2 separate regions of the Homo sapiens genome follow, and region 2 is linked to region 1. A link is a loop called in an ENCODE intact Hi-C map of the cell type or tissue named here. Cell type or tissue: endothelial cell of umbilical vein. All regions are shown on one strand. Each heading gives the region's core, and the rest is flanking DNA. Links, peaks and the distances in the headings are about the cores only. Region 1 overlaps USP38 (ubiquitin specific peptidase 38). Region 2 overlaps SMARCA5 (SNF2 related chromatin remodeling ATPase 5).

Region 1 (8,000 bases), core at 1-8,000:
TCCTAGGTTAATAAGACCAGTTTTCCCAGTTTCAGATTTTCCAGAAAGTCTAGACAAGCAAGACGCCAAAGAATTGGATTGAGAAGTCCAGGCACTTTGATTGAGAATTAACTTAATCTTCTCTTCACTGGGCTTAGGAAAATCCTATAGGTCATAAAGAAGAAAAACAGTTTAAAAGTAAAGTAAAAATTATTTTTGTTGTTAAATTAATTAACACCATTAAGAAGATTCTTACACCGACATTTGAACTTTCTTTTCCCCCACTTAGTTTTGAAGTAACTGGCAGTACTTGGCTAGTCATGAAAATATCAAATTTCACTGTATGGCAAAAATAAATATTGTCTAATAACAGATTTTATCAAGTTAAGGAATACTCAAAAGCTGGAAATTCAAGTCACATTTGAACTCTTTATGTTCTCTATATGCCAGCAAAATGTTTATAAAATAAAACTTTGGGGTCAGAGAATACACTGCAGTGCTATTCAAAGGCAGTAGAATGAAGACTTAAATTTTAGCACACAGTTAAACATAAGTAAACAATTTGTTTTCAAATTTTGTAATAAAAATGTCTCCTTTTCATTAAATACTAATATTTACTCAGTATTAACCCTTAGAAATAAAATCCCAAAGTAATTAAGAAATGAGAAATGAAAGCATCTATGCACAATGACCTTTAAGAAAAATAAAACTTAATCTCATGTTACCCATATAGAAAATTATTACAACATATGGATTTTTCTTATCAACTTTGTGAAGTATGAGATAACATTTCAAGTGTAAATTATTTCAAGCATGAATAGAGCACTGGAGAGTAAGGGAAGTTGGTAAAATCATTAGGGCTTATCTGGATTGCTATTAGCATCTGGCACTTAGACCTTAACAAACAAACATTTTCTGAAGGAGTTTCAATCTTCTCATTTTTGTTGTTGTTGACAGCTAAGAAAAAGTGCTTTCTTTGGGCTTAGAGCGAGCCCATTGTTTCTTCTGAGCCTATATGAGTTATCAGAATTTTCAACATGAAAAACTCTGATGAACTAAACAATGGCAATCAATTAACAAGTGCAGCAACTATCATCTATGGATCCAGGGACAATGTAGAAAGAGATTAATATTACCATCAAATCCACTTCACAATGCTCCTGAACATAATCTACTTCTGAAGTGTCAAAGTGTCACCCCAGCAATATACATTAATTGCTTAACAGTCTTTGTGTTCTGAGCTCAACCAAAATAAGTTTGATTTAGTTAATGATACAGTAAAAAGAACTGTTTTTAATCCACCTCAGATACAGAAGTAAAGATAATAAGACCTTTATGTTGAAATTCAGATCTCAAAAAAACCATCAATAGAATTGATTTCTAATAATTTCTGATTGAGTTTGGCTGAGTTCAGTTCTCCTATTCTTTTGCTATACACTGATTATGCAGTAAGTTTACTGAGAGGAAAGTATGTTTATTGTGATCCAGTCTTCAACACAAACAGAAGTGCTTTTTAGGCTAGGCACAGTGGCTCATGCCTGTAATCCCAGCACTTTGGGAGGATGAGGATCACTTGAGCCTAGGAATTCAAGACCAGCCTGAGCAACATAGTGAGGCCCCGACTCTACAAAAAATAAAAAGTTAGCCTGGCGTGGTGGTGTGCACCTGGAGTCCCAGCTACTTGGGAGGCTGAGGCAGGAGGGTCACTTGAGCTCAAGATGTAGAGGCTGCAGTGAGCCGTGATCATGCCATTGCACTTCAGCCTGGGCAACAGAGCAAGACTGTCCAAAAAAAAAAAAAAGTGCTTTTTAGAACCATTTCCATATAAAATTGAAACACAGTATAACTCCACAAATAATTCAAGTAAAGATTCGAAACATTGATGAACAGTCCACAGCAAAAATAGAATTAAAAAAGAGGCCAGGTGCAGTGGCTCACGCCTGTAATCCCAGGACTTTGGAAGGCCAAGGCAGGCAGATTACTTGAGGTCAGGAGTTTCAGACCAGCCTGGCCAACATGGTAAAACCCTGTCTCTACTAAAAATACAAATTAGCCGGGCATGGTGGCAGGTGCCTGTAGTCCCAGCTATTCAGGAGGCTGAGGCGGAAGAATCGCTTGAATCCAGGAGGTGAAGGTTGCAGTGAGCAGAAATGGTACCACTGCACTCCAGCCTAGGTGACAGAGCGAGACTTGGTCTCAAGAAGAAAAAAAAAAAAAAGATTAAAAAGGGGAAGAAATCAAAGTCAAATATTTTATTAAACTCCATTTCCTGTATTCTAAGATGTACTCTACATATACTTTAACACTTCTAATATTGGGGTGCAAATCTGATGTATGCATTAACTTAACGTAGCATTTCTTTTTAAACAAATTTCCCAAAAAGCTATTATAAATTTAAAGATATGCCTTATAATTGATGACACTGCAGAAATAAAGAAATATGGTTATTAATTTAGAATGGTGACTCCAGCAAGAAAGCTGTTACTCCCTAAATGAAACCTGATTCTAACTGCATTTTTCAAATAAAAAGCATATTACCATAAAATAGTAAATTGAGTAGCTGGTTATAAGAATGTTTCACCTTATTAATATAACACAACTCCACAAATATTGGTACAACTATCATCATACCTTTATTGCCTCCAGAATAGGTTCATAGAGATCTGGAAATCCAGAATAATGATACATCATACAGTGTATCAATTCTGTTAATTGTACTAAGAAGGCTGTACTTGAAGGCAGACCATCATTTTTGAAAGAATGAACCAAATTAACCACATGAGGAACAATCTGAAAAGAAAAAAGGATAAACAATGCTGAATTTATACAAATTGGTAACACATTCTCTAGCCTACAAACAGAACACAAACGATATATGATCAGCAGATACTTTTCTGTATGTGCAGTCACAGAGTTTTTCTTGTTATTAAGTTAAACATTTCTAAAATATCAAGGTAAATCTAGTTTTCGAAGTCGCATATGACTGTAATCTCATATATGACCCCTCTCCTCATCCTTACACACCATCTAAAACATAAACTAAGGTATAAAATAGGAATCTTAGTCATTGCCACCATTCTGAAAAATGCTGTAGGTTGAAATTGTTAGGGTTATTATATTTACCAGGTCATTCAATGGGAATAAACTTTTGAAAAATAATCCTGGAATTAGCTAAAGAGCTCCATCTAGTGTGAATCTAAAATTTTTTACTTGAAAGAATTAAAAGTACATTGCACATTAAAGTCTACTTCAAGAAAATCTTTACATGAGTAACTAAAATTGCAGCTCAGGTAATGGGATTACTTTTAGATAAGCACAGAGACCATGCCTTATGTTAGAGTGGCTATTCTTACTAACAAATCCCATTTCACAGCAAAAGATGAGATGGTTCTAAAAATAAAGGGCATCAGAAACTTCTGTTAGTTTTAAAGACCTGGGGCTAAAAATAAAAGTGAAATCTAAAATGATCATTGCTCATAAACATATAGAATATTGTTAATATTGATCATCAGCACAACCATGTTCTTTCATTGTAAAATTAAACTAAAAAGTCATCAATCCAGAGCCAATCATATCTTTAGGAGGTTATTAAAATGAAACAACTTCTATTTTACAGACATAGCTCTTTCCATTAGTATGATACTATATTTTTTTCAATTAATTTTTAATTATAATCTGATACTACATATTTACACTTCTTATGGTAAAAGGTATCTTCTGTTCTATTTGTAGAACATTTTGGGGTTGCTAACTCATGGTAAAAAAGTTATAACTATTAGGGTCGTACCATCAAACAGCAATAACAGCAATTATAGTAATAACCCACTAATTCCCCGTCCTTCCCACAAAAAGAACAATCATAGTCTTACAACACAGTGCTATTTCCATTCTGCTCTGTCTAGCTTTACATTTGTGCTTAAATCACACTGTAGCTTTTGCATTACCTTCTTACCTCCATCACAGGTACTAATGTGACCATAAAACTACCAGTTCCTAGTGAGTTCATTCTATTGCTATCATCTTTACATTTCTAAGCAAATATGAATTATACTTCTGTCGCATAAAGCCACATTTATCAGATATTCTCTTGCTAAAAGTCAGAAATCCAAAATTATTTTGTTTTCTCAAAGGTGAAGGGAGACAGAAGAGGCAAAAATTTTAGAAGTAATTATTAAATTTATAATTCCAAATCTGTCAAATTAGATTAGGTCTTTGTAATCAGGTTATATGGTTGTCTATTACTATATCTCAAATGGTCAACATTATCACGACATGGAAATAAGACTTAGTCTTTCACAGTTATACAGATATACTTCCAAGCAGGCTATTACTTTCTAAATGTGTGAAAGTTGATTTTTTTGAATAAGTGAAACTAAATGTTTCTTGACATTATTATAATACTAAAGTTTTTGAGGAAATGTATAAAACTTATTTAATTAGAAGCTTTGATTTTTTTTCTTTCTCCATTATTCCTATCTGCCATAGTGTCTGTTTAAAATAAATTTATTCCACTGGGTAAAATGCATAAGAAAAGCAACCTGACCCATAACACCACATATTCTAACATCAACCTTGGCTTGCCCTAAGATATTCTAAACTTATGATGAATTATGATGATGCTGATTCCAGATTATTGCTCATACTTAGCAACTCCTAAGCCCAAGTCCTTTACTGAGTTATTTGGAGTTATAGGTGATTTAACTACCACATTACCCACTACTAGATTAAGGAATGTCCTCAATATGGGCAATAAACATTAGAATGAATGATAAAGTTATGTCAGAGAATCTCCTTCCTAGAAATTTGGAAAACATCTTGAGTTGATTTTTGTATATGGTGTAAGGAAGGGGTCCAGCTTCAATCTTCTTCATATGGCTAGCCAGTTGTCAAAGCACCATTTATTGAAGAGGGAGCCTTTTCCCCATTGCTTGTTTTGACAGCTTTGTCAAGATCAGATGGTCATAGGTGTGCAGCTTCGTCTGTGGGCTGTCTATTCTGTTCCATTAGTCTATGTGCCTGTTTTTGTACCAGTACCACGCTGTTTTAATATACTACTGTAGCCCTGTAGTATAATTTGAAGCTGGGTAATGTGATGGCTCCAGCTTTGTTCTTTTTGCTTAGGATTGCTGTGGCTATTCAGGTTCTTCTTTGGTTCCACACAAATTTTAAAATAGTGTTTTTTTAGTTCTGTGAAGAATGTCATTGGTAGTTTGATTGAAGTAGCACTGCATCTGTAAATTGCTTTGGGCAGTACGGCCATTTTAATGATATTGATTCTTCCTATCCATAAGCATGGGATGTTTTTCCATTTGTTTGTGTCTTCTTGATTTCTTTGAGCACTGTTTTGTATTTCTCATTGTAGAGATCTTTCACCTCCCTGGTTAGCTGTATTCCTAGGTATTTTATTCTTTTTGTGGCAATTGTGAATGGGATCGCCTTCCTGATTTGGCTCCTAGCTTGACTGCTGTTGGTGTATAGGAATGCTAGTGATTTTTTTACATTAACTTCTTATCCTGAGACTTTGCTGAAGTTGTTTATCAGCTGAAGGAGCTTTTGCGCTGAGACTATGGGGTTTTCTAGATACAGAAACATATAATCTACAAATAGTTTCACTTCTTCTCTTCCTATATGGATGTCACCTATTGCCTTCTCTTGCCTGACTGCTCTGGCTAGGACTTCCAGTACTATATTGATTAGGAGTGGTGAGAGAGGACATCCTTGTCTTGTGCTGGTTTTCAAGGGGAATGCTTCTAGCTTTTGCCCATTGAGTATAATGTTGGTTGTGGGTTTGTCACAGATGCCTCTTATTATTTTCAGACATGTTCCTCTAATACCTAGTTTATTGAGAGTATTTAACATGAAGGGATGTTGAATTTATTGAAAGCTTTTTCTGCATCCATTGATATAACCATGTAGTTTATGTCTTTATTTCTGTTTATGTGATTTATTTGTGTATGCTAAACTAACCTTGCATCCCACAGATGAAGCCTACTTGATCATGATGGATTAGCTTTTTGAAGTGCTGCTGGATTTGCTTTGCAAGTTGAGGATTTTTGTATCGATGTTCATTACATCAAGGATAAGACTTAAATGTAAAACCCCAAACTTTAAAAACCCTGGAAGACAACCTAGGCAATACCATCCTGGACACAAAGATTTCATGACAAAGACACCAAAAGCAATTGCTACAAAAGCAAAAATTGACAAACGGGATCTAATTAAACTTAAGAGCTTCTGCACAGCAAAAGAAACTATCAACAGAGTAAACAGACAACCTACGGAATGGGAGAAAATACTTATAAACTATGCATCTGACAAAGGTCTAATATCCAGCCTCTATAAGGAACTTAAACAAATTTACAAGAGAAAACCCTATTAAAAAGCAGGCAAAGGACATGAACAGACGCTTTTCAAAAGAAGACATATATGCAGCCAACAAGCTTAAGAAAAAAAGCTCAGTATTACTGATCAGCAGAGAAATGCAAATCAAAACCACAATGAACTACCATCTCATACCAGTCAGAATGGCTATCATTAAAAAGTCAAAAAAGAAGACATGCTGGTGAGGTTCAAAAAAAGGGGAACACTTATACACTTGGTGGGAGTATAAATTCGTTCAACCATTGTGGAAAGCAGTATGGTGATTCTTCAAAGAGCTAACAGCAGCACTGGCATTTGACCCAGCAATCCTATTATGGGGTATACACCAAGAGGAATATAAATCATTCTACCATAAAGATACATGCACATGAATGTTCACTGTAGCATTATTCACAATAGCAAAGAAATGGAATCAATCTAAATGCCCATCAGTGACAGATTGGATAAAGAAAATGTGGTACATATACACCATGGAATACTATGCAGCCATAATAATAAGATCATGTCTTCTGCGGGAACACGGATGGAGGGCGAGGCTATTATTATCCTTAGCAAACTAACCCAGCAACAGAAAACCAAATACCCCATGTTTTCACTTATAAGCGGGAGCTAAATGGTGAGAACTCATGAACACAAAAAAGGGGACAATAGACACTGAGGTCTACTTGAGCGGGGAGAGTGGGAGGAGGTAGAGGAGCAGAAAAGATAACTATTGGGTACTGGGTTTAATAACTGGGTAATGCAATAATCTGTAAACCAAACCCATGTGACATGAGTTTACCTATGTAACAAACTTTCATGTTTCCCTGAATCTAACAAGTTAAAAAAAAAATGTGGAAAACAAAGCCTTTTCTCAAATGTCTTACACATGATTGTGCCTGAAGACAAGGACAAGTAATTGATGTTTTTTTTCTTGGAAGACTTTGCTAGTACACCTGCTATCTTAGAGTTTGAGTTCTGTTTGTATTATACATATATATAAGGTTACTGCTTGATGATTAAATTCACCAAAATTAGGGCAATTAACTGCAGAAATCACTCATCCTAAGTGGTAATGTGTAATGTAATTACTTGCTAGTAAGGTTTACTTACTACAAAGCCTGTGGACTTTCCTTCAGTGGAAATGAGACACTGAGCAACCTATGTGAATATATTCTAGATAAATAAAAACAAATGGAATTCTGAACTTCATTAGTCTCCTCTAAAGTTTGTTATGGTGAATCAGTATTCCTAAGATTTTTCCACTGTGGGTTTATTGACAATGAGTTTCTAGTCCTATAAAACAGGATTAGTCTTTGGAAGAATTAAGTAACCACACAAAGGCACTGTTTTCCTATGATGCCCTAGAGTGGTAAATGGACAGCTGACCAAAATTACAATTTGTCATTTCTCATCTGCAGTAACTGATAATCAAATAATTGAAATCAAATAAACGCCAATGATTCAGCTGGCTTAACGTGGTAGGATTCTAGATGTATTTTAAAGGTGGGGTCAACAGGATTTGTAGGATGTAGGCTGAGAGTGAATGAAAAGCCTGCAAAGACTGGTGTGTTTTCATGCTTTCAAAATTCTAAAGCAGTGGTTTTCAATCATTTTAATCCTTCTATACTGTTCATTTGTGCAACAGACATCCATCAGTG
Region 2 (16,860 bases), core at 3,725-11,724, 330 kb before region 1:
TATCCAAGTCAGTCATTTCCCACTTTTTTCTCACCATGGCACAAATAAAAAAGGGTAACATTTGTACAGAAAAGCATATTTGCCTCTGGTCTGGAAGGCTTTGCCATCCCAAAGGGTAAGATAATCATTATCTTGTTACCCCATATACATTTAAAAATAACTTTCCACTACTTCACAACAACTCTTCAATGCATATGACTCCCCAAACCTCCAACACACACCTAATAATCCTGGTCTCAGCCTGGTTCTGAAGATCCATTCTAGATCAAAGGACCATAATATGTGCCTCATATATCTACAATGACTATCCTTCACTTATCACTTATCTGCCATGATTCAAACTATCCGACTGCCTTCCACTTCTTTAGGCAGCTACATAATACCTTCAGTAGAATATATCAAGACAAAGGATCATTTTGAAAAGTAATGATTATGAAATGATCCTGTCCTAGAAGCAGAGGCTGACAATCTGCTGTTGTCACACGTTCCTGCACCTCAAATGCATAAGAATTTTTTTTTTTTTTTTTTTTTGAGATGGAGTCTTGCTCTGACACCCAGGCTGGAGTGCAGCGGCGCCATCTCAGTTCACTGCAACCTCTGCCTCCCAGGTTCAAGTGATTCTTCTGCCTCAGCCTTCCAAATAACTGGGACTACAGGTGCATGCCACCATGCCCAGCTAACTTTTTTTGTATTTTTGATAGAGACAGGGTTTCACCATGTTGGCCAGGCTGGTCTCAAACTCTTGACCTTAGGTGATCTGCCCACCTCAGCCTTCCAAAAAGTGCTGGGACATGAGACTACTTAATAGTCTCCATTTTCCCTGCAGAGTTTAATATACCTTTCATTAATATCTGAGTATTCCCACCACGTTCCTGCCACTCCTCCCCACCAATTTAACTCCTTTAATTACTTTGCTTTCAAGGAAAGCATTTTTTAAAAATCTATCTCTACAAAAAGGTATGAAAAGGAAAAAGTAAACCCATTCACTGACAACTCTTACAACATGCTTTTGATAGTATCATAGAGGAGATTCACCTACTGGTCCAAATGTCATTCTTATTAAAATATAGAGAGAAACACAAACTTGAATCTGCACACTTAATACTATAGCAGTGATATTTCGTATCTTTAAGAGATATGTAATAATTTATGAAAGGCTATAGTGTCTGGCGTTTGCTTCGAATAATCTGGGAGGAGGAAGGGTATAGCAGACTAAAAACGTTTTTATTAGTTAAAATCAGAAGCTGGCTTCTAAGTTCTTTCTGCATTCGTGTAATTTAAATATACCCAAACACACAACACAGACATACCCATTTTCATAAAAAAAGTCAGCATACTACAAATAAAAATGTTTCAGGTCCATGTACATGGTACCTTATTAAATTAAAACTCCACATAAATAATTAAAAAACAATATCATGAACACACCACCACTGTCTAACAATGGATCTGGTAACCATGTGTGGGAGGGAGATGCATTCTTCACATTTTATGACAGAAAGCTATAATTTCTAGGAAAGTATATATAAAGTATGAACTCTTCCCAAAATCAAGGGAGTATGGTTGCTCTAACTATTGCTTACCTTCTAAGAGACTTAAGGCCTAAAATCAGGAGTGGGGGTTAGAGCTCAGATAATGAACAGGTTTTTTTAATGTTCTACACGTCAACCTTGGAAAGCATCAGAGCAGTCATTTCAAAGTACAGTGCTCCTTTGTTTTAACATGAGCATTTTAAAACAGTTTTGATAATTTGATACGGGTAACCGATACCTTGTTCTTTTAACTTAGGGAGCAGCTTGTCTAAAACCACCATTTTGCCACTGTTGGTTACTAGATGCATATCTGTTGTATAAGGTGGACCAGGTTCTGCTCCATCAAAGAGATATGGATGATTACAACATTTTCTCAACTGCATTAGGATGTTCAATAACCTCATTTTGTCCATCTTGCCTGCTGAGTTGAGTATATCTATATCCTTCATTAATATCCGAGTATACCTATTCAAAGAAGAAAAACATTTTTAGAGCTCAAATGTTCCTTGATCAATCCCTGCCACTTTACATACTTAATCCCCTTCCCCACATGAACCCCCAAATATCTGTAAGAAACTACTCATCAACTTCTAGGTATGGTTAGGAATTTAACATCTGTAACCTCTTTTTGCTTCCATTTTTCTTTACTGTCCATAGCATTATAATGTTCATACTTACGCCTTGGGCCTTGAGGATATTATTTTTAAAGTACAAAAACAGTTCCCTTGGGTAGAATTACAGCAGTAAGACATAATATTTTTAAGTAATAAAGCAAAACTTAAAAAATGTAAGTTTTAAACATAATTTTAGTTTGCAGTTTTTTTGCAACAGAAAGTGCCACTATTCGATTACTATATACCCCATAGCTAGTGTAGCATTTAGGTAAGAACCCTAACATCTGAGAAGACAGGAAGAATAATGAAATGGTAAGGCATGATGATGAGAATAATATGAATACAACGTGACTTAAACATACGTATAAATACATGGGGGAGGGAGGTATGTCTGTGAGGCAGGACTGTGAAGCTACAGCCATAAGCTAAGGCCAGATTATAAAAAGCCTTGAACATATACTAAGGATGTAGACATTGTTATGAAAGAATGAGTAATTTGTCTAAGCATCAAAGTTTTAGAGCCTTGGATCCTTTGAACAAAGTAAGTAGCCTAGGCAATCTATGCTTAAACAACAAGGCAGACCTTTCCATCTCAATTCTGATATAAAGTTCACTCAAATGTTTAACTAAAAAAGATTTGTCTTTCCTTAGCATTGACTCATCTTAGTTCTGTTTTAGAGCCATCCAAGGTAAGCCTAATATCTGCTACCCTTTCAGAAGTTTTTGAGGACATTTAGGACCAACCACCTTCTACAGATAACCTCTTACCCAGATAACATGCCCAGTTCTCTATATGATATTAAGTCCTTTAACCAAACAACTCTGGCCTCTTGCAAATACTTATCAAAATTTAAGTATGCAGTTAAATATACATGAAATATGATGAGACCAGTAAAGAAAAGGGTAGCTATATTTATTTCCTCTCCTTTGAACACTACATTTACATTAAGGCCAACAGTATCTTTTTCTGCAGCTACTTTACACTGACCCAGTATTTATGAACTATAAGTGAACCATATATCTCCCACACTGTGCTATCACAGTTTCCTTTTTAAAAATCCCAAGTAGATGGTTTCATATGAACCCCGTTTAATTAAATCCCAATTTTAATTTTGGATTCATAAGCCTTCCATCCTGATTCTGTCATCTAACAGGTTCAAAACTTTCTATAACGAACTTAATGAGCAAGTCCTATACTACGTGACAAGAAAACTCTTTTCAGGTTGAGTTCAATCCAGCAAATTGGAATTCCATGAAGACACAAATTAGGAAAACAAAATACACATGAAATTTAGGGAAGAATCAATAGTGCTATCAAGTACATCTGAGAATACATACCATTCCCTTTGCATTTTGCTGAGGCCCACATAGATTTTTACTTCCTTCTTTGGAGGCAAACTCTTTTCAACATCAGCCTTAATTCGACGAAGGAGGAATGGACGCAAAACCTTAAAAAGGACAAAAATAAACAGGTAATACCAATATTACACATAAGGTCATATTTCAGCATCTTAGAATTGTATATAAAATACATGAAAAAGAAATTTCTCTGCGTGAGTATCAAGTGATTTCTTAGGACTTCTCCCTGCAAATACAGTCATATCTCAGTATCTGTGGGAGACTAGTTCCTGTCCCCTTCCCTTTGAATACCAAAATCCACAAATGCTCGAGTCCATTATAAAAAATGTAGTATTTGCATATAACCTACAAACATCCTCCCATATACTTTAAATCATCTCTAGATTACTTATAATAATAGTTAATGGAATGTAAATGCTATGTTAATAGTTGTTACACTATACCGTTTAGGGAATAATGACAAGGAAAAGGTCGGTATATTTAACACAGATGGAACCATCTATTTTATTTTTATCTTTTTTGGGGACAAATATTTCCAATCCATAGTTGATTGAATCTATGGATGTGGAACCTATGGATATGAAGGGCTAACTGTATATAATTTATTACTACTGGGTTCCTGAAGGGTAGTAATACAAGACCATTACTTATTCAATAAAGGCATACCTCAGAGATATTGTAGGCTCAGTTCCAGACTACCTCAATAAAGCAAGTCACATTTCCCAGTGCATCTAAGAGTTACATTTACACTATTAAGTGTGCAATAGCATTATGTCTAAAAAAAAAACAACGTACACACCTTATTTTAAAAGTACATTATTGCTTTAAAAATGTGATACATTATTTAAAGCAATACATTACTGCTTTAAAAACAGAGTAAACACATGCCGTTGGGAAAACGGTGTTTATTGATAGACTTCCTTGACACAGGGTTGCCACAAACCATCTATTTGTTTCGCAAAATAAATGTTTCTTAAAAATGCAGTATCTGTGAAGCACTGCAAAGGGTAATGAGATGTGCCTGTATATGTTTGAGTATATACTTGTTATACTACCATAAAATACTAAAAACAATAGTAAATTTTTAAAATGTTTTCAACAATTTGCTGCCTTTCAGGTCTAAAACTAGTTACTTGCATGCAGACTGTCTAACAGTGCCTAAGAATGGGCAAGGGTCGGGAGGCCGAGGCAGGCAGATCACAAGGTCAGGAAATCGAGACCATCCTGGCTAACATGGTGAAACCCCGTCTCTATTAAAAATACAAAAAATTAGCCAGGCGAGGTGGCAGGTACCTGTAGTCCCAGCTACTTGGGAGGCTGAGACAGGAGAATGGTGTGAACCCGGGAGGCGGAGCTTGCAGTGAGCCAAGATGGCGCCACTGCACTCCATCCTGGGCGACAGAGCTAGACTCCATCTCAAAAAAAAAAAAAAAAAAAAAAAAAAAGAATGGACAAGGGTCTCATTAAGATCTCCTTATGGTTAGTCTTTAAACTTAATGTACTAACTTAGGGAAAGAATATAAAAGTACACACTTCAATAAATCATGAGTGTACAGTTCTAGAAATTTTATTCAAGTACTGTAAAAGTACCCATGTTATTACCCAAATAGAACACTCTAGAAATCATTTTTGTGTCCCTTCCAATCACTATCCCCTCTTTTCCTTCCCAAGGGTAAGCAATATTCTTATTTTTAGACACCATAAATTAATTTTGCCTATCATTTTTAACTTTATATACATGGACTCACTCAATATGCACCCATTTATATCTGGTTTCTTTTATTAAACAATGAGACATTTCCATGTTATATGTAGTAGTAGTTCACTCATTTTCATAGAACAGTAAGTTTTAAAATTAACTACACAACTAAAGATACCCTTTTTTGTACCTCTGTTCTATTTACACTGGTTTTTAAAAATAGTGACTATATCACAAACCAAATTAGACATTAGTGGGAAAAATACCAGCAACACCTCTCTAACATCACCACGTAGAAAAGCTAGTTCAGCCCTAGTCAACAGGCGGCAGCAACTGCCAGATGTGTAAGTGAAGACCTTTAGCCCCACCGGTTCTCTTCTAGCATTGTCCAGCTAAATAAATGTAACTGGATAACCCCAAGTGTAATCCACAAAGAAACCATCCAGTCAACCCATAAATTCTGGGGTTGTTAATAAAATATAAACTATGAAGTGTTTTGGAGGTGGGGGAAATAAGGGGGTCTTAGTAACCCCTAAAGGGGGGTTAAGGTGTTTTTGGGGGGTGGAGGGAATAAGGGGTTCTTTTGCAGCATTAGATAACTAATACATCAAATAAGAGTTATCTCATTCCTAAGCGCATCCATACCGACTTCTAAACCCTCCTTTCATTATAAGACCACAGGTGCTACTGTAGAAACTTCAAAGTAAAGAGCAGGAGAAAGTAGAGAGGTAGCTACAAGACCTCTTCTCCCTGACTTCATAAGCATTTTCAAAATACCCTGTGAACAAAACAGAGTTACCAAATCTGGTTGATACTGCTGAATGGGTTGTTCATTTGCTTTACCTAGATGTACCTACGTATTTACTAAAGGAAAGCCAAGAGCAGAGGAATAAGGGGAAAAAAATGCATGAAAAAAAATCATGTTCTTCTGCCTCCTTTTCTACCCCCAAGATTACATATACACTCCACAATCCTTGGTCTAAGTAAATACAAAGAGAGTGCTTAGATGCATGAATGCCATCTGAATTGAAACAAAGGTAGCTAGGAAATTACTACCTTCAAATATTTAACAAAACTCTCAATATTTAAGAATTTTAAAGTACTTTATAATGAAATATTTGAACAATCATGAACTTAAATTTTTTTCCCTGTTCAAATATCCACTCTAACTAGGCATTGTGCCAGGTATACAAAGACAAATAAATCTGTGCTTCCTGCCTTTGTGCTTACAATCCAGTATGGAAAACACTTGTGAATCATCTCAATATCCTCTGCAAAGTCCTATAATATTAGGATGCTCAGATTGTTAAAGATGGAATACACAGAAGGGCACCTAGGCCAGCCTCAGCCTGGCTGGTTCAGTGGAGGTGATGTCGCTGAGTCTTGGACTAGGTATTAGTAAAGAGACCAGGAAAAAGGATTCTAGGTGTAGCAAAAATGATAAGCAAAAATAGATTAGAATTACCACAATGTTTACAGAAAACTGACAGTGGGGTCAGCAATCTATCAAATTAAAGCTCAATATATGAAGAAGTAAAACAGATGCCAAAGAATGTTAAAAAGGTTAGGTCATGGAGGGGCACAATTTTGTTCCCCAGGGGACATCTGCAATGTCTAGAGAAATTTTTGGTTGTCACAACTGGAGGAATGTTACTACTGCCATCTAGTGAGTAAAAGTATCAGGGATGCTATTAAACATGCTACAATACACAGGACAATCACGTTCTCCCCTCTCTCCTTACCCCTCTCAGATATACCCAGACCAAAATGTCAAAAGAGGCTGAGAATTCCTGAGTTAGGTCATTAAGGGCTTTATATAACATTCTTACAAGCTCCTGCTTTAACCTGCTTAGCAGGGTATTTTAATCTGGTGTCTGTTAGAGAAGTTTCTCTACCTACCAACTTTTACTTGTGAACCGTCACAGGAAGCTGTATGTAGAAACAAAGCTATACAGCAAGCAAAAACATACCAACTGTGCTCATAATGCAATATTAGCAGTTGTTTATACACAATGTAGCTAGATTTAAGAAAAAACAGATGGATCTTTAGCCCTTTCAAAAGTGAACCTGTTAGATTCTTCCATGGAATGTAAATTGAACTAAGCTTTAAAAACTTGTCTATTAAGGCCGGGCGTGGTGGCTCATGCCTGTAATCCCAACACTCTGGGAGGCCAAGGCAGGCAGGTTGATAACTTGAGTTCAGAAGTTCGAGATTAGCCTGGGCAACATGGTGAAACACTATCTCTACAAAAAATACAAAAATTAGCTGGGCATGGTGGCCAGAGCCTGTAGCCCCAGCTACTCTAGACGCTGAATGGGGAGAGACTGCTTGAGCCTGGGAGGCAGAGGTTTCAGTGAGCCAAGATCATGCCACTGCACTCCAGCCTGGACGACAAAGTGAGACTGTCTCAAAAACAACAACAAAAACTTGTCTATATTAATTATTATGCAATTCTTCTTCCCCCCACTGTATTTTGTATAACTGTAAGAGAATACTTTCTCCCTTAAGTCAGGATTCCATTCTAGGTTCTAACACTGAAACAACCACACATCACCCCCTACACTGATTGTAAGATGTAAGAGTTAAGTGTCAGAATTCAAGCAGATCTGATTCTTAAGCCATTGTGTTTTTTATTAACAGGAAAATAATCTACTAATTTAAACCTTTATCCTTTTTCCCATCATAAATATGCTTTAACACTACTCCAAAATACTTACCATATGAAGCCTCTCAACTAGTTTTTGATCCCCAAGGCAGTTGTTTGTATCAAACCAGGAATCAAAGTCCTAGATAAACAAACAAAAAATATACTCAGATCAGAGATAATATTAACAAATACCCTATAATACCAGATATAGAAATGATTTCTAGAATTAGTAATTTGAATTGTAACCCACAAAAAAAAATCACTTAGTCCAATCCTGGTTTTCATGTGTCATTGTTACTAATTTTAAAACAAGTAGTTCAGAAATCACACTACCTTCTAAACATTCTTCTCAAAAACATCAAAATAACAAGTTTCACAGTAAAAAGTTGGAGAGCAAGTTCTATAGGATTAGAAAATTAATATTCTTGTAAAGTATCTTTCAAGTTTCATAAAAGCTTGAAAATTAAAACATTTTATAGTTTGTTCTCTGAGACCATTCGCACTACTCAAATACAAGTTTACGAACAATGTCAATTTTAATCAAACTTACTAAATGAAATTGAAATTACCAGCATTTCATTAATATTTGGTTACGATTTCAACAAGGGCAGTTTCCCTAACCTCATCTCTTGAACATATGTATTATATATGTGCTTTGTTTTTGAGTAAACATAATCTTAGAATTCACTGCTTTAAAGTAAATGAAAGTGTCAATGTAGTGAGAAACAGGAATTATCTCAAAAACATCAAAATACATAAAATCGAAGCTAAAATTGCTTTTGGAGTCTGATTAAATATCTTTTTACAACACAATCTATTCTTTCAAAACAATCTTCAACAGAAAAAAAACAAAATTAATTAATACCTTTTTATAACTTAATTGTACAAAAATATACTAACATGGAGCTCTTCAAATCCCTCCAATACACATAAGACGCCAGCTATGCAAACAAAGCTTCAAAAATAAACACTGGTCCAGGCAAAAAAAACTGCAATTTCTAATAGCACAAACTCTTGACATAGTTATTATATTACTATTAACAGTTCAAATAGCTAATTAACCATTACTATCCTTTCTATGACTATAAATAATCCATAAAGATTAGGTTCTATTTGTTTGTTAGACTATAATATAAGAAAAGCCAGACAGATTTCACTAAATTTGACAGTCATCCTTGGGACTTAAAACATAAGCAATGTGAGGTATACAAATCACTTCAGGAATACCTTGAGCAGCACCTTAAAAACATAACCAGTCAACCTAGAGCCACTGAAACAAAGTCAGGCCAACCTGACTTACCAAATAGGAGTGACAATTTATGCCATTTCAGATAGAGAAAACAATGATTTAAAGAAGACTGAGGCCTGGTGTGGTGGCTCGTGCCTGTAATCCCAGCACTTTGGGAGGCTGAGGCAGGCAGATCGCTTGAGGCCAGGAGCTTGAGACCAGCCTGGACAACATGGCAAAACCTCATCTCTACAAAAAACACAGAAACTAGCCGGGCATGGTGGCACACACCTGTGATCTCAGCTATTCGGAAGGCTGAGGCACAAGAATCACCTGAATTCCGGAGGTGGAGGCTGCAGTGAGCCAAGATCACACCACTGCACTTCAGCATAGGTGACAGAGTGAGACTACGTCTCAAAAAAAATAAAATAATAATAATAATAATGAAATAAGATTGAAACCAAAGGCACAAAAGTAAATTCCCATTATACAGAGACAACCTAGGAGATAACACCAGGCTAACTATGTAAATAAAAGCATAAAAAATTAATAATAACCTCAAGCCATGCTAAAAGGCAGGCCACTTTTATTACAAAAATATATAGCATTAAGCAAAATATTATTATTAACCAGAAAGCACCAGGAAATACTTACATCTGCTGAATTAAACACATCTGGCAACAGAAAGTTAAGAAGTGACCACAGCTCATGCAAGTTGTTCTGAAGAGGTGTTCCAGTTAATAATAGTCTATTTGTAGTCTTGAATTCCCTCACTATTTCTGACAACTGAAAGAAAAGAACCAAATACACCATTAGAATATTCTGCATATTGCATTATCTACAACAGCAAAGACCTGGAACCAACACAAATGCCCAACAATGATAGACCGGTTAAAGAAAATATGGCACATATACATCAGCGAATAGTACGCAGCCATAAAAGAGAATGAGTTTATATCCTCTGCAAGGACATGGATGAAGCTGGAAGCCATCATTCTCAGTAAACTAACACAGGAACAGAAAACCAAACACTACATGTTCTCACTCATAAGTGGGAGTTGAACAATGAGAACACATGGACACAGGGAGGGGAACACCACATGCCAGGACCTGTCGGGGAGTGGGGAGAAAGCAGAGGGAGAGCATTAGGACAAATACCTAATGCATGCGGGGCTTAAAACCTAGATGATGGGGTGCAGCAAACCACCATGGCACATGCATACCTATGTTAACAAACCTGCACGTTCTGCACATGTATCTCATAACTTAAAGTTAAAAGAAAAAAAAATCTGTACTTTAATCAAATTCTTACATGAAGGCTTTTCACATCTAAGTATCAAATTACCTTAGATTTTTCATTTTTGATCCTGTGAGCTTCATCTATTACTAAGTATCTCCAATTAAATTTTTTGAACACAGACTTCTCTTTAATAAGCATTTCATAAGATGTTACACATACATCCCATTCTCCCGGTAATAAAACGTCTCTGACAAAAGCAGCCTGTGTAACAAGAGAAAAAAATTACATCACGTAGAAATAAACTACGCATTACATTTACTGATGACAAGTAATCTAGTATATAAAAAGAGGTGGGAATACTAAAAAGGAGTAGAGTAGCTAGCTATATTATGCAAACGTTTAGAACCAGCTTTCCTAAGACTAAAGTAACGTCATTAATCATTTAAATGTCAGAACCATTAAGTTTTAAAAAACTGACAAAGTTAACCAGTGAAAAATTCAATAGACACTTAAAATGTCTTTCTGCAATTCCACTAGATCGGGAAATTCTTAGGAGGCAGGTTTAGACAAAAAAGAGGGAGGTTTTAACATAAAGAAAGGAAGAGGGTGGAAAGATAGTTAGCAGTAGTAGGCATCTGCATTCCTTTCAGGTTTATAAATGTATTAACACATTCCTAATAGTATTATTTTAAAGGTAAGGAAACTGAAGCAAAGACTGGTTAAGTAATTACCACTCTTTGGGCTCCCAAACAAACAAACAAAAATTGATAACTTAAAATATCCAACATAACTAGAAAGGGAGAGAAAAATATAGACTTATCACTCACAGGTAAATGAAGAGGAAATAAAAAACAAGTACACAGCTATTCAGTAGAGTCTGAATAAATTTCCAAATCTGAGCTTTATATACTAATGTCATTATTTCCATCTCTTCTTCCCACAAGGATGTTGTCAACTGATCGAAATTTTAACTTATTTTGTTAAATATCATAATAAATCACCAAATTACTATATATGACTCAACCCGTCTTTAAAAACTCTAATTCTGTGACTATTACCACTACACACATTCATCTAAAAATGTGGCTCCTTAAATTTCCAACCAACTCACATTTCAAAATATCTTTTAAAAACAAGAAAATAACTTCTAATGAGAGCACAACCAATGATTTTATACAACCACTCCCAAAAGGGAGAGAAACAAACTACAGTCTTACAGCTTTCTACCATTTCTAATGTCTTCTTCCCAGTATGATTTTTTTTTTTTAAGATGGTCTTGCTTTGTTGCCCAGGCTGGAGTGCAGTGGCGCCATCTCGGCTCACTGCAACCTCCACCTCCCAGATTCCAGCGATTCTCCTGCCTCAGCCTACCAAGTAGCTGGGACTACAGGCCATGCGTGCCACCACACCCAGCTAATTTTTTGAGTTTTTAGTAGAAACGGGGTTTCACTGTGTTAGCCAGGATGGTCTCGATCTCCTGACCTCATGATCCACCCGCCTCGGCCTCCCAAAGTGCTGTTTTTTATCCACCAAGACAATGCTACATTTGTAAATACTAATATTTGCGAAGATCCCGTCTCATTTATCCTTCTTCCAGCTATACCCATACCCAAGCCTGAATTCAAATTATTTTAGCCTCAAAAATGTAATGAAATACTAGAAACTTACTCTTTGTTCTTTATCTCCTATCAAACAAACAGATCTAAGTGTTGGTACCCATCTCTTGAATTCACTCATCCAGTTGTGTAATGTAGACTTAGGAACCAAAACCATATGAGGCCCAGGAATGTTTCTATAATGTTTCATGTACCCAAGAAGAGAAATTGTTTGAAGAGTCTTTCCTAGGCCCTGAAAGATTTCAAAATAACCATGAAGCAGTGAAAAATGAAAATATTATTTCACAATTATACCTCCCAACATATAGAAATGTTCAAAAGAAATGCTACATATTTATAACAGTTAATAAATGGCAAAAACTTAACATATATCAAAGTTTGTAAGTGTTATGTCATATAATTTTCACAAGTCTCTAAAGGAGGTATTATTATCACCCGCATAAGGCCCCGTTTAAGTGACATTCCCAAAGTCATCTAGCAGAGCTAGCATTGAAACACATTTCTTTTGACTTCATACTTTCTCCAACCAATTAAACGTTTTAGCATTATAGCAATAAGGAAACTTTTTTAAACATTCATTACATAACTAGTAGTTAACAAAAGATAAATGTTTTCTAAGAATTGTACAAGCTACCACCTGGAAAAAACATTTATCAATTATAAACAATTAATGACCTCACTTTTGTTTTACAAAACTGGAAGCAAATAAATCATTGTACTATAAAAGTCATCCAAAAACATGTTTCTCAAATGTATTCTTTTTAAATTTATCATATTTTCAGCGATGGAAATTTCTCACAATTAAAATACAGATCACACTTATGCAACTAAGGCAAGCTGCTTATACTAGTTTCTGAGAGGATCCATTTGCTAACAGTTGTAGACTGTAAGAAACTTTTATCAACGTATAAGATATTTTCAATACAAAACATACCCTTCAAAAAAAACTACCAACACATACCATTTCATCTGCAAGGATACCATTGATGCCATTCTCATACAAAGAAATGAGCCAGTTTAATCCTCGGACCTGATAATCTCTCAGTTTACCCCATTTTACATCTAAGAACAAAAGAAAAGCACAATAGGCATTTTAAGACAAGAAATACAAGGCAATCTCTTCATCTAAGCCTACACATATCTACTGACTTTATTTTCATTACTAACGGATTCTTGAATAGGAACTCTGCAAGTTCCAAAATACTAGAGGTAGCTGCCATGGTCTGAAGTGGAAAAGCTGGACATGGAAGATAATCAAGTGCGGGAAACATGACTGCGGGCATCAGAGTACCCACTCCAACAACTCAGTTCTTACGTTACCCATATACTGGTCTGAGAGACTCTTTGGCCTCTCGTCTTTTTAATGAAAAACCAAGTGTTCCTAACCAAGTATTTTCAGCTTTCATAAAGACCAGATACAGGTTATCTGGGGATTTTATTTTCTTTCTAGTAAAAAAAAAAAAAAAAGAAATAGGAAATTCCTAAGTTACTTGTCCAATATATCTTATACATTCCAATGCACTCTCTTTCAGGGTATACTACTTATTTTGCTCCCCAGAATAATTACCAAATATACATAACGGTCACCTGATTTTTCTTTTTTAATATGTACACAGTGTAGCCCTCCATCTCCTTTTGAAAAACACTTGAGGATAAAAAGCTAACCAATAAACAAATACATTTCACAAAAAATTAAATTAATATAAAAACATCAGAAGTAAGCAAATGTGTTCATGAAGTACCTTTTTTAAAATAAATTAGTTTTCTTATGTGGGACAAATATAAAGCAAAACGATCCTTAGATTTACATATACTTCAGGGCAATAACAAACACAATGACATTTTATATAACTTTGAAATACAGCACTACTATCCTGTAATATGCTCTCATCTCCATCAAAATCTGAAGTTTATTTCATAACCAATAAACATCTAAGACTACTAAAAATTTGCTTCACAAATAGTAGCCAACACAAATCCAAAACATTAACCAAAGGAGATCTCAAAGGGCAATTTTTTAAAAAAATCAAGTGTGTTTAACATACACGATGGAGAGTCTTCAAATCGAGTGCAAACATTGGTTGCTTTGGAGCTTTCTGTTAATAGCTCTTCATCCTCCTCTTGCTCTGTTCTACGGTGTCGGTAACTGTTAAGATGAAAATAAAATAACCTGATTTGAGTTTTGGCTTTAATTATCAGCTACTGTTTAAACATCATAGTCAAGTGGCTGACCAAGATTCCACAAAATTAAATTTTTAACAGGCATCAACCAGTGGACAGTAGAAAATATGAGTACATTTAAATCTGCAATGTTTTAAATAATTATTTAAAATATACATTAGTTATTAAAATACACCAGTACGATACATTAACCAGAACCCAATAAACTCAAATATGATAGTCAAATTTCAAGAACTATGTAGTCAGAAAATCTCATTATTTGAATTTTAAAGTGTACCTTTTTAAAAATCTTTTTGCCAAGGAAAAAAAAGTTCCAGAAACCACATGTTTAAAATTGTAACTTCGAGCAAAAGCTGCAGCATAAGGACTCAGAAATTTAAGCAGTGACCACGGATTCATCAAAAAAATTTTTAAATACACATCTAAATTCTACATCCTAAGAGAATCAGATATACTACCCCCTTAAAAACTGATTTTCTAAAGTTTTAATACTGCCAATTAATCTCTAAAGGGCTTGGTTCAGTAAAACTATTAATACTTACTCCCCAATTCTGACACTTTCAACAAATATTTTCATCTTATTTAGAAAAAGGCACGTTATGCCTCTGTTGAGACCGCTGAATCTAATTTGTAACTTCATTTCTACCAAAACCACATGCTTGCTAAAAGGATAAGCGGCCTTCCAAGATAGAAGCATTCCTCAGAAATTCAAGGGCCTTCTTGTTTGTTATATATGCTTCTAATCATAATCAGTACATCCTAGTCTGTTATTCCTTGTACTTCTCTGCATTCTGAGCCTATGAAATTGAGTACAAAGATCTACTTCCATCCCCTATTTATTCTCCATAAACTGGGAGATAATTTTAAATTCTTTTTATAAAATATCCTTTATAGTTACTCTCAAAATGTTTGATTATTACAGTTGTAAAACTTAAAAGCTGAGATGTCATTTATTGTTAAAAATTGAATATAATCGTGAATGACTTAAAAAAAAAACGTATTCCTGGCCAGGCACAGTGGCTCACGCCTGTAATCCCAACACTTTAGGAGGCAGAGGTGGGTGGATCACTTGAGGTCAGAAGTTCGAGACTAGCCTGGCCAACATGGTGAAACCCCATCTCTACCAAAAATACAAAAATGAGCTGGGCGTGGTGGCGTGAGCCTGTAATCCCAGCTGAGGTCCAAGAATCGCTTGAACCCCAGAGGCACAACTTGCAGTGAACCGAGATCACACCACTGCACGCACTCCAGCCTGGGCCACAGAGCAAGACTCTGTCTCAATAAAAACAAACAAACAAAAAAAGATTTAAAAAAATGTATTCCTGATACCCAAAGACAATACTATGACCCTCATTACTTTAGGTAAATTAGCTTCCCATTTAAGATGGTTTGAGGAGTAAAGAAATCTGTTAACTAGGACTTTTTTCCCTAATAACACTATTTAATACATTAAGCCTAACAATTTATTATTACTATTTCCAATAGAATCTTTTTTATCTTATAAAAAAGATAAATTAGGATAATAATAAAATAGAAAAGAATAAAAGAAGTGTTTCTTTTCGAGACATCATACTGACTATCCCATAACAATATTCAGTACAGTAGTTTCCAGTTTCATGCCATGACACTAATGCAAACTTCTGAAGTCTGAAATATTTTAAATACAGCTGAAGGGCAAAATTGTCCCTTCAAAGTTTCGTAAGTATTAAAATAGTGCTTTGGTCACAATGGATGAGAAATAAGATATAATGAATGAGTGGAATACCCCAAATAAAAGGTATTATGCTTACAACGATAACCCCTTCAAGATGAAGATCATACTTCCCTCTTTCAACAAACTGTGTAGTGAATTTAACCTTGTTGATACTTCTTCTTTTAAACAATCTTTTGTATTTTAATTACTAATCACAGTTTTCACTTTGGGAATTACACAAAGCCATTTCAGGGAGCCAAGACTGCCCTAAATCTACTATTACTAATTAAACATCTTATTTATCCAACCAGAATGAAAATTCTAGAGAATTTCCAAATTCAACATGTAAGAATTATTTTCAACCACCACCAAAGGACGGCATACAACGTGACACTTCAATTTATATAAAAACAACTAAGTATGCAATAAAAATTTTAAACAGGCTGCCGTGATGTAAGTCATCACAATATCCCACACACCACACTTTAGATAAAATACTGTCAACATCTGTATGTGATGGAGGAGCCTAGAGCACACCCAAGTCAGATTCAAATTCAAGTCTGGATCATTCTTCAATGTGATGTTAAACAAGCCACTTAACCTCTGCATTTGTTTCCTCTCTGAGGAATGACGTGACATCTAAATTCCATACTCAACATGATTGTTACAATTCATAAACTATATAATGCTACAAAAAATAAGGCGTTATGCAGTTTTATTCTTTTTTTTTTTTTTTTTTTTTTTTGTAGAGATGGGATCTCCCTACGTTGCCCAGGCTGCTCTCATACTCCCGGACTCAAGCAATCCTCCCACCTTGGCGTCCCAAAATGCTGCGATTACAGGCAAGAGCCACTGTGCTCTAACCATTATGCGTATTTTTATATACTTATACATTTATGGCTAAATCATGCCAAGCCAAACAGGGCCAAATAAATAATGGCACTAAAATAATTTTAAGTTATTTATCATAGTGATTTTATGCTTCCACTGAAGACTATCGAAAATAAGTTTGGTTGAACTATGAAGTTTAAACTATTACTCACTCGCCAA

What was found. Hi-C counts contacts between places; a loop is a spot of excess contacts. Peaks named below come from ENCODE experiments on the same cell type or tissue, not always from the same donor. Only the 100,000 strongest peaks of a DNase experiment are listed, where the experiment ranks them.
Region 2: a loop joins it to region 1, with 4 times the contacts of the local background. A loop is called at or near these places in 3 of 110 quality-filtered maps.

The regions. Positions count from the first base shown.
Region 1 is chr4:143,198,177-143,206,176 of GRCh38, reverse strand. It overlaps USP38 (ubiquitin specific peptidase 38), which reads right to left. Exons shown (of 10, transcript NM_032557.6): 5 at 2,611-2,769; 6 at 1-144. Among named protein-coding and RNA genes, the nearest start is that of USP38, 17 kb to the right of the region's middle. In endothelial cell of umbilical vein, for the core only: no CTCF peak of the experiment used is centred there; a DNase peak (open chromatin) is centred at 3,146.
Region 2 is chr4:143,521,589-143,538,448 of GRCh38, reverse strand. It overlaps SMARCA5 (SNF2 related chromatin remodeling ATPase 5), which reads right to left. Exons shown (of 24, transcript NM_003601.4): 3 at 16,854-16,860; 4 at 13,982-14,082; 5 at 12,898-12,998; 6 at 11,989-12,168; 7 at 10,426-10,581; 8 at 9,735-9,866; 9 at 7,923-7,991; 10 at 3,485-3,594; 11 at 1,771-1,997. Among named protein-coding and RNA genes, the nearest start is that of SMARCA5-AS1, 15 kb to the right of the region's middle. In endothelial cell of umbilical vein, for the core only: CTCF peaks have their summits at 6,661 and 6,864 (motif pointing left); DNase peaks (open chromatin) are centred at 6,398 and 6,878; H3K27ac peaks cover 1,530 bases.